2 separate regions of the Homo sapiens genome follow, and region 1 is linked to region 2. The links are chromatin contacts, found by Hi-C or POLR2A ChIA-PET in ENCODE. All regions are on one chromosome and are shown on one strand. The core of a region is the stretch at or near the end of the contact, and the rest is flanking DNA. Distances in the headings are between cores, read along the strand shown. Region 1 holds the start of NEDD1 (NEDD1 gamma-tubulin ring complex targeting factor). Region 2 overlaps CFAP54 (cilia and flagella associated protein 54).

The links. Hi-C counts contacts between places; a loop is a spot of excess contacts on that map. ChIA-PET counts read pairs that join two places held with the same protein, here RNA polymerase II (POLR2A). Pooled maps may share reads with other maps.
Region 1: a map of endothelial cell of umbilical vein shows a loop between it and region 2 (5-fold over the local background). The contact joins the promoter of NEDD1 here to the enhancer-like site in region 2. A Hi-C loop is called at or near these places in 3 of 168 maps with a recorded cell type or tissue (Calu3, PC-3 and endothelial cell of umbilical vein), 1 of 37 single-sample maps with no recorded cell type and 9 of 50 pooled maps. POLR2A ChIA-PET finds 5 or more read pairs at or near these places in 2 of 52 experiments (MCF 10A and PC-3).

What each region holds. Positions count from the first base shown.
Region 1 is chr12:96,904,367-96,909,749 of GRCh38, forward strand. NEDD1 (NEDD1 gamma-tubulin ring complex targeting factor) reads left to right here and starts at 2,891. Exons shown (of 16, transcript NM_152905.4): 1 at 2,891-2,934; 2 at 3,238-3,490. RefSeq lists a silencer at 2,924-3,203 and enhancers at 3,444-3,533, 3,574-3,713.
Region 2 is chr12:96,806,890-96,812,053 of GRCh38, forward strand. It overlaps CFAP54 (cilia and flagella associated protein 54), which reads left to right. Exons shown (of 68, transcript NM_001306084.2): 64 at 4,847-4,953. Among named protein-coding and RNA genes, the nearest start is that of NEDD1, 98 kb to the right of the region's middle. Within about 2 kb of position 3,287, at least 3 of the 41 ENCODE cell types and tissues checked have a DNase peak (open chromatin) inside an H3K27ac peak, as active enhancers do; they include PC-3 and endothelial cell of umbilical vein, where a contact is called at or near this core.

The DNA.
Region 1 (5,383 bases), core at 1,641-4,140, 97 kb after region 2:
GCCATCTGATCCTGGGGTTCCTTTGTGAGATGGCTTTCTTAATTTTGAATTCAATTTTTATGGTACATATAGGGCTATCATATTATCTATTGCTTCTTGTGTCAGTTTTAATACTTGTCTTTCAAGGTATTCATTTGTTTTAGTTGTGACCAAATTTATTGACATGGAGTTGTTTATCCTATTCCCTTATTTTTGTAAATATCCTTTGGATTTGTATTGATGGCTTCTCTTTCAATCTTGATATTGGTAATTTGTGTTTTCTCTTTCTTATTGGTAAGTCTAGCTAGAGATTTCTCAATTTTATTAATCATTTCAAAAATCAGCTTTTGGTTTCATTGATTTTTCTCTATTGTTCATCTTTGTTCAATTTCATTGTTCTGTACTGTAATCTTTGTGTTTAATTTGTTCTCTAAGTTTCTTAAGAGAGAGCATAGATCATTGATTTTGGACTTTTCTTTTTTTCAGAATATAAACACTGATTTCATAATATAAGCACTGATTTAGCTGTTTCCATGAATTTTTATTGTATTTTACTTATCACTCGGTTCAAATATTTTCTGTTATTATTAATATTTGTGATTTGATTTTTTCCTTCACCTATGGGTTATTAGAAGTAAGGTTGTTTTATTTCACGTTTGGGGCTTTTCTAGATGTGTTATTGTTTTTTATTTATATTTAATACTGTTGTGATCAGAGAGTATTGTCTGTAAGATTTATTCTGTTAAAAATCAATTGACTTGTTTTATAGCCCAATATATGCTCCATTTTCATGTGTATTTGAAAAGAATGTTTATCCTGCAGTAGTTGGCTATAGTGTTCTATAAATGTCAGTTAAAATAGTTGATAAGTGTACAGATCTTCCACATCTTTTCTGATTTGTTTTTCTTATCTGGATGTTCTATGAATTACTGAGAAAATTCTGTCAGTCTCCAACAATGACTATGGGTATGCTTTTTTCCTCCTTTAGCTTTGATACTTATTCTTCATATATTTCAAAATTCTCTTACGTTCACCTATACACTTAAAATTGATAATGGCTTGTGGTTATTTACCATTTTATCATTATGAAATATTTCTCTTTGTCTCTAGAAATATTCTTTGTTGTGATGGCTACTTTTGGAAATCTGTATATGTTTATATAATTCATATATTAGCAAGGCTTCTAACATTTGGCATCTATTGTTCGTTAAACTATTATACAGAACTGAGGAAACAGTGTATACATAGGCACAGAGGCACGGACAAAAATGACAGGACTGTTTCAGGGCCAGTAAGATTTGATGAGGCCGCAGCATCAGTGAGGACAGAGGAATGGAGGTTTCCATTTGGCCCTATACGCTGTGTTATGGCTCTTGACTGTATAGCATAAAGGTCTGGGACAGTCTTTGCAGTCTCATGGTCCCAGGTTTAACTTCTGAATCTACCATTTATTAAACTTGTAACCTTGGACAAGTTACTTAACCTCTATTTCCTCATATGTAAAATGGGGACAAATAATAGCACATACTTCATGTGTTTTTAGAAAGATGAAATTATATATATATTGCATACATACACATTACGTCTATATACACAAATACAGTGCTTAGTAAAGTGTTCAATAAATATCTATTTTTATATGTATAACTAGTATTATATCATATAATATGTATATATTATATTACATGTATTATTATATATATTTTCATATAGTCTAGTCTCAATTTTCCTGCTGGCTTCAATTTTCAGAGATTTAATTAATTGCCCTTTTTGTTTGAAGTTTTCTTTTCTCCATTTGCTCCCATTCTCCCTGCCCCCACTCCCTTACCGTACTTTCTTAGTTCCCAACTTTCTGGGCCTCCTCCCTGCCCAAATTGGATTTCATAGCCTCAAGAACTGCAGACTGTACAATTAAGGTAGTTGCTGCTTGCTATCTTTCTCCTTTTGCCACTCCCCCATGAACCTCAGTAACTTGGCTACGATTTCAATTTCTGCTCTGAAAAAATGCACTTATTAGAATTTTCCAATTATCTGCAATATGAATGCAGATAACTGGGGCTGATGTACCTAGTTCAGAAACACACCCCATGTAGTTGTGATGAAAGAATAACACTTTTTGCAGAAGAAATGCTCTATATTTATGATAAATATTCTTAGCAAAAATTGTCAGTAGAGCTATAAAAGGACCTTTGGAAGGGGCACTTGAAAACTCGGCTCAGCAACTTCCTTTTCCACCTTGAAGTATCCCCTTCAAAAGAATTCCCAAACAGATGATGTTTGATGTTCCGGACCTCGCAGCATGATGCGAAAGAAAGATCATGGGTTTTGAAGTAGGTTAGTGCAGACGCCTACTCTTTGGGTTATTTCTCAGCCTGAGCGCGTTTCCTGGCTTGTAAATCGCATGTAGGAATCCTTTCCTAAATCCACATCCACAATAGTTTCCCTTATTATGGGTCTTCGTGCATCTTATACCTTTCATTATCATAGTTTCACTTTCCATTTAAGCATCTAATAACGTCAGCTTCCTATAGTGCATTGTAAGCTCCACAAGGCCAAGGACCACGAGAATTCACTGTACCCCTGTATCCCCAGGCTAAACCATCACTGTACACTCAAGAGTCTAGCACAGTGCCTGGCACACAGTAAACAGCAAGTGAATGACAAGCAGTTGGCAGTGGCCGGAGCTCCGTCGCTGGGGCGTGGAGAGGGCCGCCCCGGCCCGCAGTTCCCGCCCTGACACTGGGATAACTTCCCCCGCGGCTGCCCAGCGCCGCCCTGACCAGACCCTCTGTACCCCGACTTCTGTCCGGCCAGAAGCCACAGCCGCACGCAGCGCCTCGCCCCGTGACGTCACTCGGGGCGGGACTTCCGGCCGCCGAAGTTTAACAGTCCAGGCGGGAGCCGGAAGCCCAGCGCGGAGCCGGCCGCGGCCCCCTGTTGTGTTGCTGCGGAGAGGTGAGGTTCCGGAGGCCCTGAGGTCAGCGGGCCCCCGCCCGCCGCGTCCGCGCACCCTCCCGATCCTAAGACCCGCTCCGTCCCCCTCAGAGGGCGGGGCGGCGGTCCTTGGGCTTTGCGCGCCCGGAGCGGTTGCTGGGCGGGGGCGCGGCGGCGCGCTGGGCTGGGAAGTGTCCGGGGAGGCGCGGGCCGGGGTCGCGCACCTCCCGGAGCCTTGTGGGGTGTGCTGCCTCCGAAAAGTTTGCCTCGTCTCCACAAGTCTGTCTCCTTTTTTGTCAACCTCAAGTACTTTTCTTTTGGCAGGTACTTGGATGCATTTTACAGGTTAGCCTCACTTGAGCTGTTGTCCTGCAAGTAAAGTGTATTTTTGGTGATTGAAAGTTGGAGAACTTTCATTTCAGCTGAGTGGTGTAGTTGAATTGGTTCCTGTAGCCGCTGTCCCTAAACCCAGGCCGACGTTACCGCCTTGTGTCCTGACTGCTAGCTTTCGACGGGACCGTCTTTGAGGGACTCATGTAAAGTCTCTCCCTTAATGCTCAGTTCTTAGAAGACCGAGGTAGGTGGGCAGATGGTCCTCTTCCCCGCCCCGCTTTAAGAGCCGAAAACAAACATTAAATCACCCGGCGAGTTGTGTTTCCTAAGTTGGAGCAGGTCGTTTGAACCCAGTTTTTCTGAGCCCAGGCCTCAGTGATCTACCCACTACACCCCGCAGCTCACCAGGCCTGGTTACGATGCAGTTAGACACAGCTTGCAGTTGTGGTTTACAGGGCTTAGAGCTCGCTTTTCCAGCAATTCATTAGTTGTTCCTTGACTTGGGAACCAAGGGGGCACGTGTTACACATGTTTAAGGCTCCAAATCCAAACATTGTGTTACATCTCTGCAGGTGACTTTAATGGCTTTTAGTAGCACTGTATCGGATGAATGGAGCATAAGGAAGCACATGAGTGAATTACATTAACTTTTTGTCTCGAGAATGAAACGTTTCTATAATTCTGTCTTTAACTTGTCCTCTGAAATGGCTTATACTAGACGTAGGTGTGCTGTTGTATTGGTGACTCGGGGACCTGCCTGTGACATCACTAATGCTGTGCAGTAGTCTTGCACTTTCCATACTAGGAAGGTGTGGGAGGTATAATTCTGTGCCCTCTCCCTTTCCTTTTCTCCCATGTACTTTTGAGCATCTTTTTTTCTCACTTATCGTTCATTACTACCTGTTGCTCTTTAAAGTGCCTGTCTAGAGCAGCTTCTTTGCCTTCTGTTTTCTAGACTTCCTTGGTTTGTGAAATCACCTTGTTAGAATTACGTGTTTCAGCTGTATGCTCTGAATAAATGATTGAAGGCATCGTAGTCCAAGTATTGGTATAGGGACTTAGTGGCGTCTCATTTGACCATATTGCTAATTTTAGAGTTTTGGAAAAACTGGTGTGACTGGATTCTGACCTGCAGAAATGCTAGTTTATCATACTTTTTTTAAAAATTAGGAAGTTACTTATTAGTAGTTATTTGTTGTGAAACTGCTGTGTGCCAGGAATGTTTCAAGACTCTGGTGTGGGGAGACAGACATTATAAGAACAAATAAAAATTTCAGATAGTGGCTGGGCACGGTGGCTCACGCCTGTGGTCCCAACACTTTGGGAGGCTGAGGCGGGCAGATCACCTGAGGTCAGGAGTTCGAGACCAGCCTGACCAACATGGAGAAACCCCGTCTCTACTAAAAATACAAAATTAGCCGGGTGTGGTGGTGCATGCCGGTAATCCCAGCTACTCGGGAGGCTGAGGCAGGAGAATCACTTGAACCTGGAAGGCGGAGGTTGTGGTGAGCCGAGATCACACCATTGCACTCCAGCCTGGACAACAAGAGTGAAACTCCGTCTCAAAAAAAAAAAAAAAAAATTCAGATATTAGGAAGTGCTATGAAAAAAATGAAATCAGGTATTGGGATATAGGGTAAACTGCTAAGTCCCTTACCAGGTAAGGAAGGGACTGCGTTAGCCAGGGTGGTCAGGAAAGGCCTTTCATAGGAGGAAACATTTGAGCTAAGACCTGAATGATGAGAAGGAGATGACCATGGGAATCTGGGGAGAACATCTTAGGCACAGGGAGCAGCAAATGAAAAGACACTGAGGTGAGAATGACTTTGCCTTTGCATGAGGCAGAGAGAAGGCCAGTGAAAAGAAAGAGGAGAGTTACATGGGGGCCAGGACATGTAAGGCAGGCTAAGGAGGCTGGATTTCATTATCATTACTGTGAGGAGCCATTGGAAGGGTCAGCTAAGAGAATGCGACCTGGCTTATGTTTTAGGAAAATCACTTCAACTGCTTTGGTGACTGCACTGTTTGGAACAAAAATGAATGAGTTAGAGCCACTTGTTTTAGATTAGATTTTGACCTTTTTTTGAGTATGTCTATTCTTAAATGTTTTTAAAATACATTGTTTTAAACTATTTGT
Region 2 (5,164 bases), core at 2,037-4,536:
CCAGCAGCACTAGCATCCCCTGGAAGTTCATTAGAAATGTAGACTCTCAATTCAGACCCACTGAGTCAGAATATGCATTTTAATAGTAACTCCCAAGTATTATGCACATTCAAGTTTGTGAAGCACTGGTCTGTGCCGTTGCTACTAATGCAGCTTACAGTTCTAATGATGATTCTCCACTGCTGCATCATATAGTAGGTTCCATTGGAAACCTTCTCTGACTTCTCTTGGTACCACCCAAGGCAAAGTTCAGAACTGAAAAGAAACTAAGAGAACATCTATTCAATGCTCACATATTATAGATGAGGAAGTAAGGTCCCATGTGGGTAAAGTGACTTGACCAATGCTGCAACTCATTAGTGACATAAACAGGAATGAGAACCAAACTTTTCTCATCCCTACTATTGATTTCTTTACAAACACATATAATTTAGCTGCTTACTAATTAATAAAACATTTATTGAGTACATACCATATGCCAGGTATTTTCTTAGGTGATTAAGATACAAAGATGAGGAAGTCAGGCAATCAACTCCACCTAGTACAAGAGAGCTCGTCTTTCACTTATTCCTGGGCTATAAGGGATTCTAAACATAAGATACATTTTAAATTCAATAGTCCTCAGTGTTTTTCAAAACCATATCACTTCTTTGCCATTGAAAAACTAGTCTTTGCAGAAGTGAGTAAGGGAGCATTGAAAGTTCCATCATGAGTGTATTTCTCCTCCTGAATCCACCCTGAAGTATAAAGGTGATATAGGGTGAAACTGGCCCCTTGAAGACTGAAAACAAGCTGGGAATAGAACTAAGTATTAGTGGATTAGGCAAATACTGGCTGGGAGATCGAATGGGAAGTCATCTTGGGATTAGCAGTAGGTCTAAGAGAATATGAAGAATGAAGCACCAAAGAAGGGTAAGGAGCCAGGAGTGATCATGAGCTAAAATAATGCCTTAGAGAATTATTATTGCTCTAAGCACTTCACATGGACTCATTGAGTCCTCACACCACCGATTCATGGAATAGGGATTACACATCTCCATTTCACAAGTGAAGAAGCCAGAGGCATGAATGTTGACTTGCCCATAGTCTGTGTTTGCATTATGACTATGTAAGTATCATTCATGGCTAAGCCAAATAGGTTACTGCTTCCTTTATTTCTGCCTTCTTCTTTCCTGAAGAAAAAAGTTGCCTTATCTTTAACTTAGAGTCAGTCTTTTGCCTTTTTGAAAGTTTGGGAATAATCTCTAATTCTTCCCAAACTTTCAAAGAACTATACAGTCTTCTCCATTTGGTCAAACTCATCAGCATATCTTTCAGTTCCATTGTTTTTCTTCTTCAGAGACATGCTCTGCACTGATTGCTCTTATGGCTCAACTATCATCTTAAGAGTCCCATTCGTCACTCTATTGCAAATTCCTTCCCCTCTCTCTAAGTTGGGTTCCCTGGGTCTCCTGTTTCTGTCTTGAGTTACTCTCTTGTGTCAGATGAACACATCTTCCAGCTTCCTGAAAAAGGGTGTATTAGAGGTTCTAATTTTTCAGAGTACTCACGAGACTTCACAAAGAAAGGATAAGGCATGGAAGGCTAAAGAAAGCACAGGTGATCATTTGAGACACTCAAGATATCCAGGGGCAGCTTTCAGAGTCTCAGTCACATAGGACACAGTTCATTTATGGATTATAAACCACCAAAATATGGCATATCGTGGTCTCAAGCTGCTCTCTTATCTGAGGAGGAGCCTTTTATATCTCTGTTTATGTAGTCAAAAACACGTGTGAGCCCAGACTTAATAATAGAAGTGAAGATAATAGATCCAGCTGCCAATCATTAGTATGCACATTTTCTATAAAAAATGCAGACCAGATGTTATAGGCTGCTCCCTGGTGTGTTTCAGACCCTAGAACAGGACTGCGTCAATTACTGGTTAACACATTTTATTCAGGTTTGTCCAAGGGCCAATACCATGACTACATTCCCCTTATATGCTAACAGGGTTGCAGCAAACTAACTGAGATTACCCAGGAGGTAAAAAGACCTTGAATGTCTAACAAAAGATCTTTATTTTAATGCTTAATTCATTGTTTTCTTGGCATAAAATTCTAGGCTGACAGTTATTTTCCCTGAAAATGTGAGGGGCATTATTCCACTTGCAATCTTGCATTGCTGTTGAGAAGTCTGATCCCATTCTGATTCCTAGTTCTTTATTTGTGACTCTGCTAGCTCTCAGTCTTCCCTCTGTCCCGTATGTACTGAAATTCCATGATGCGCATTGGTGTGAGTCTTTCATCTGTTGTGCTGGATATTTAGGGTGGCCCTTTCAAAATGGAAAGTAATATTCTTCAGTTCATGGCCTTTTTTTATTTAATAATTTCCTCCCTCTGATTATCTTAGTACCTTTTGGAATTTCTATTATTCAGTTATTGAACCAATTGGATTAAGTGTTTACTTTTCTCATTTTTTTCCCTATTATCTACGTTTTTAAATTTAGGTTTCACTTTTGGGGAGATGGATTCAACTTTATATTTTCAATCTTTTCTTGATTATTTAGTTGTTTTGATCATATTTTTATTTTTAAGTAGTCTTCCTTGTTCTCTGATTGTCCCATTTTGTTAGTATCCTGTTCTTGTTTCACAGATACAATGTTGTCTTTCTTCTATCTGAGGATATTAATTATGGTTTCATTGGAGTTTTCTCCTGATCTTTGTCTTATATCTTATTCTGCAATTTCCCTTCTGTTAGTTTTAGTTTTTGCCTTTCATTTCCTGTCTAGTGACTCTTGACTGTCTACTTATGTTTGAAGTGAAACACTAAAAAGCATATTTAGTTAGATATTGACTTGTGGGCCTCATTACAGGATAACTGCAGAAGGAGGCAGTAGTTTCACTGGAGGATGATGAAATTTCAGCACCTGTAGGTCTTTTCTCTTTGACATATCAGTTTCCCCAAAGACAATTCTGTTAGACTCCTGCCTAATTTACTACATTCTGAGAAGGGGCTGTTGTGGGGTAGCAGGATGTCTCTCATTCAGAATACAGACTTTCACTTAATTCCAATGTTTTTAGTAAAGCACCTGAGCGTTGTACCTAACGTCCCTTAGCATAGATCCTCTCTGATTTAACATAAGCAGAGAGCAAAATAGAAGAAGTTCAGCCGGGAGAGAGGAGGCAAGGGAAAGGAGGAGTCTCCAGGTTGTACCCACCCAGATGAAAGGGAGGTTGTCTAATGTTACTCCCTGTTTGCAGTGCCACCTACTCCTGCCTTTAAAGGTACCTGAGCCTCCAGTTCCTGAGCTTCTCGGTGTTCTCAGTCATGCTTGTTGTTGGCAACCCCTCTGAAAACACTTAGGACACAGCCTTTCCTTTCTGCTGAGTCAGCTTTGTTCTTCCAGGTGCTTTCTGTCCTTCATAGTGTTGCTAACATCTTTTGTCTGCTTCATCTCCTCTTGTGTTCTTTCTGTCCTTGTGTACTTACGCCTTTTAAAAATACCTTTACTCTTATCTTAGTTTACTTTGTGAGGAAGCAGAGGTAAAGGCATGTGCTTTTAGGGGTGAAGAGAGTTTTTTCCTCCTCTTCTAAAGATTTGGGTCTAATAAAGTCTACCAAAATAATACTGACAATAGATAGCTTAACAGGAGAAAAAGCATACAAATTTAGTAATGTGTATAAGCACAGGAAAATAACAAGAGAATGATTACCCAATTACTCATACCGGAACTGAATGGACCCAAAGGGTAGACCATAGTTTTTGAATGATCTGTTTGAATGGGACCAAGAACAGACAATAGCTTGTGGGAAGTTATGGGAAGAAGAGCGGTAGCACAACACTGCAAACAAAGGTTGTCCGATTATGCAGATAAAGTCTCCCAGGCAATCTCTCCAAGCTGCCCTCAGAAGAATAGACAAAAACTCTGTGTGGGCCTGGTGATGACTTTTAGTCTTTTCTCCTCTCTGGTGCTTAATCTTTCTTGGTTATTTAATGAGATTCCTAGAAAGGGAGCTTCAAGACTATTGTACGTCTTTTGGAAGAAGTTTTCTCAGGCAGATACGGGAACCTCCTGAGAGAGCCCCTACCTGTGCTGGGTTAAAAGGTCTTGGTTCTGAGGTAGTTTCTAAGGCCTTCTAACGTCCTTTGTTACTTTGGGGCTCTGTTCTCTGAGCCTCAATATGCCTAATTACTCGGTTTTGATTGGCAGCTCTGGACAATAGCTTTCTTATATCTGAAATGAAGGAATTAGACCAGATTATCTCTAAGCTTCTGTGACTCTCAAACGCTACAAATCCATAACTAAGTAGGTGCTATAACTTATGCAACTGACTCTAAGAATTGTCAGAATCCAAACAACAGGGAAATTACTAGAGCATGAATCATCAAGGGACGTTTCATCTTAGCTGTGGTGGCTAGAAAGCTGTGTGTGGATTGGATAAATGGAGAGAAGAGGAAGGCAACAGCATAAGTGAACTCATAGAAATGACTATGCCCACTTATGGGAACGGTACACATTGAGAAGTAACAAGGAACAAAGTTGGCTATTTACCAGGTGTATGCTTAATACTTACTGTAGAGGGCCTTCAAAAGCTGAAATATAAACTTAATTGCAATACAAAATGTCACTCTTCAAAAATAATATCATATTGTTACCAAATAGTATTTATTTTCATCCTACAACCTTTGTACAATTCTGGTTCACATCATTTCTCTTTCAGGTGAATTGAAAACCCAATTTTTCTCTTCTAAACAAATACTTTTCAAAGTACAGTGATATTATTTTGTGAACTAATGCTGTAGTTTTTGAGCTAAACTCTAATTTTGATGTCACATTTTATACCCCTTTTATTTTTCTTATAGGTTTTATTGTTGTATGCATATAATTTGAAGCCTCTGAAGATTTCAGATGTTAGACATTCCACTTATAACAGTACATGTGTTGGCTCTTTATGGATTCCACTGAATAGGCAAGTAAAAATTCCACAACTCGAATTGTCTTTGTTGTTATCTCTCACGAGAATAGACTCTTTCAGTAATTGGCAAGGTGTAGCATAGGAGACCTGCTAAAAGGCACTTCGCGAAGAATCTTCCTTTTGTTTAGAGGAATATTATATTGCAGTGCTTAAGGGCATGAACTCTGAATCCTGCCTGCTTCATTCAAATACCAGTTGTGCCCCT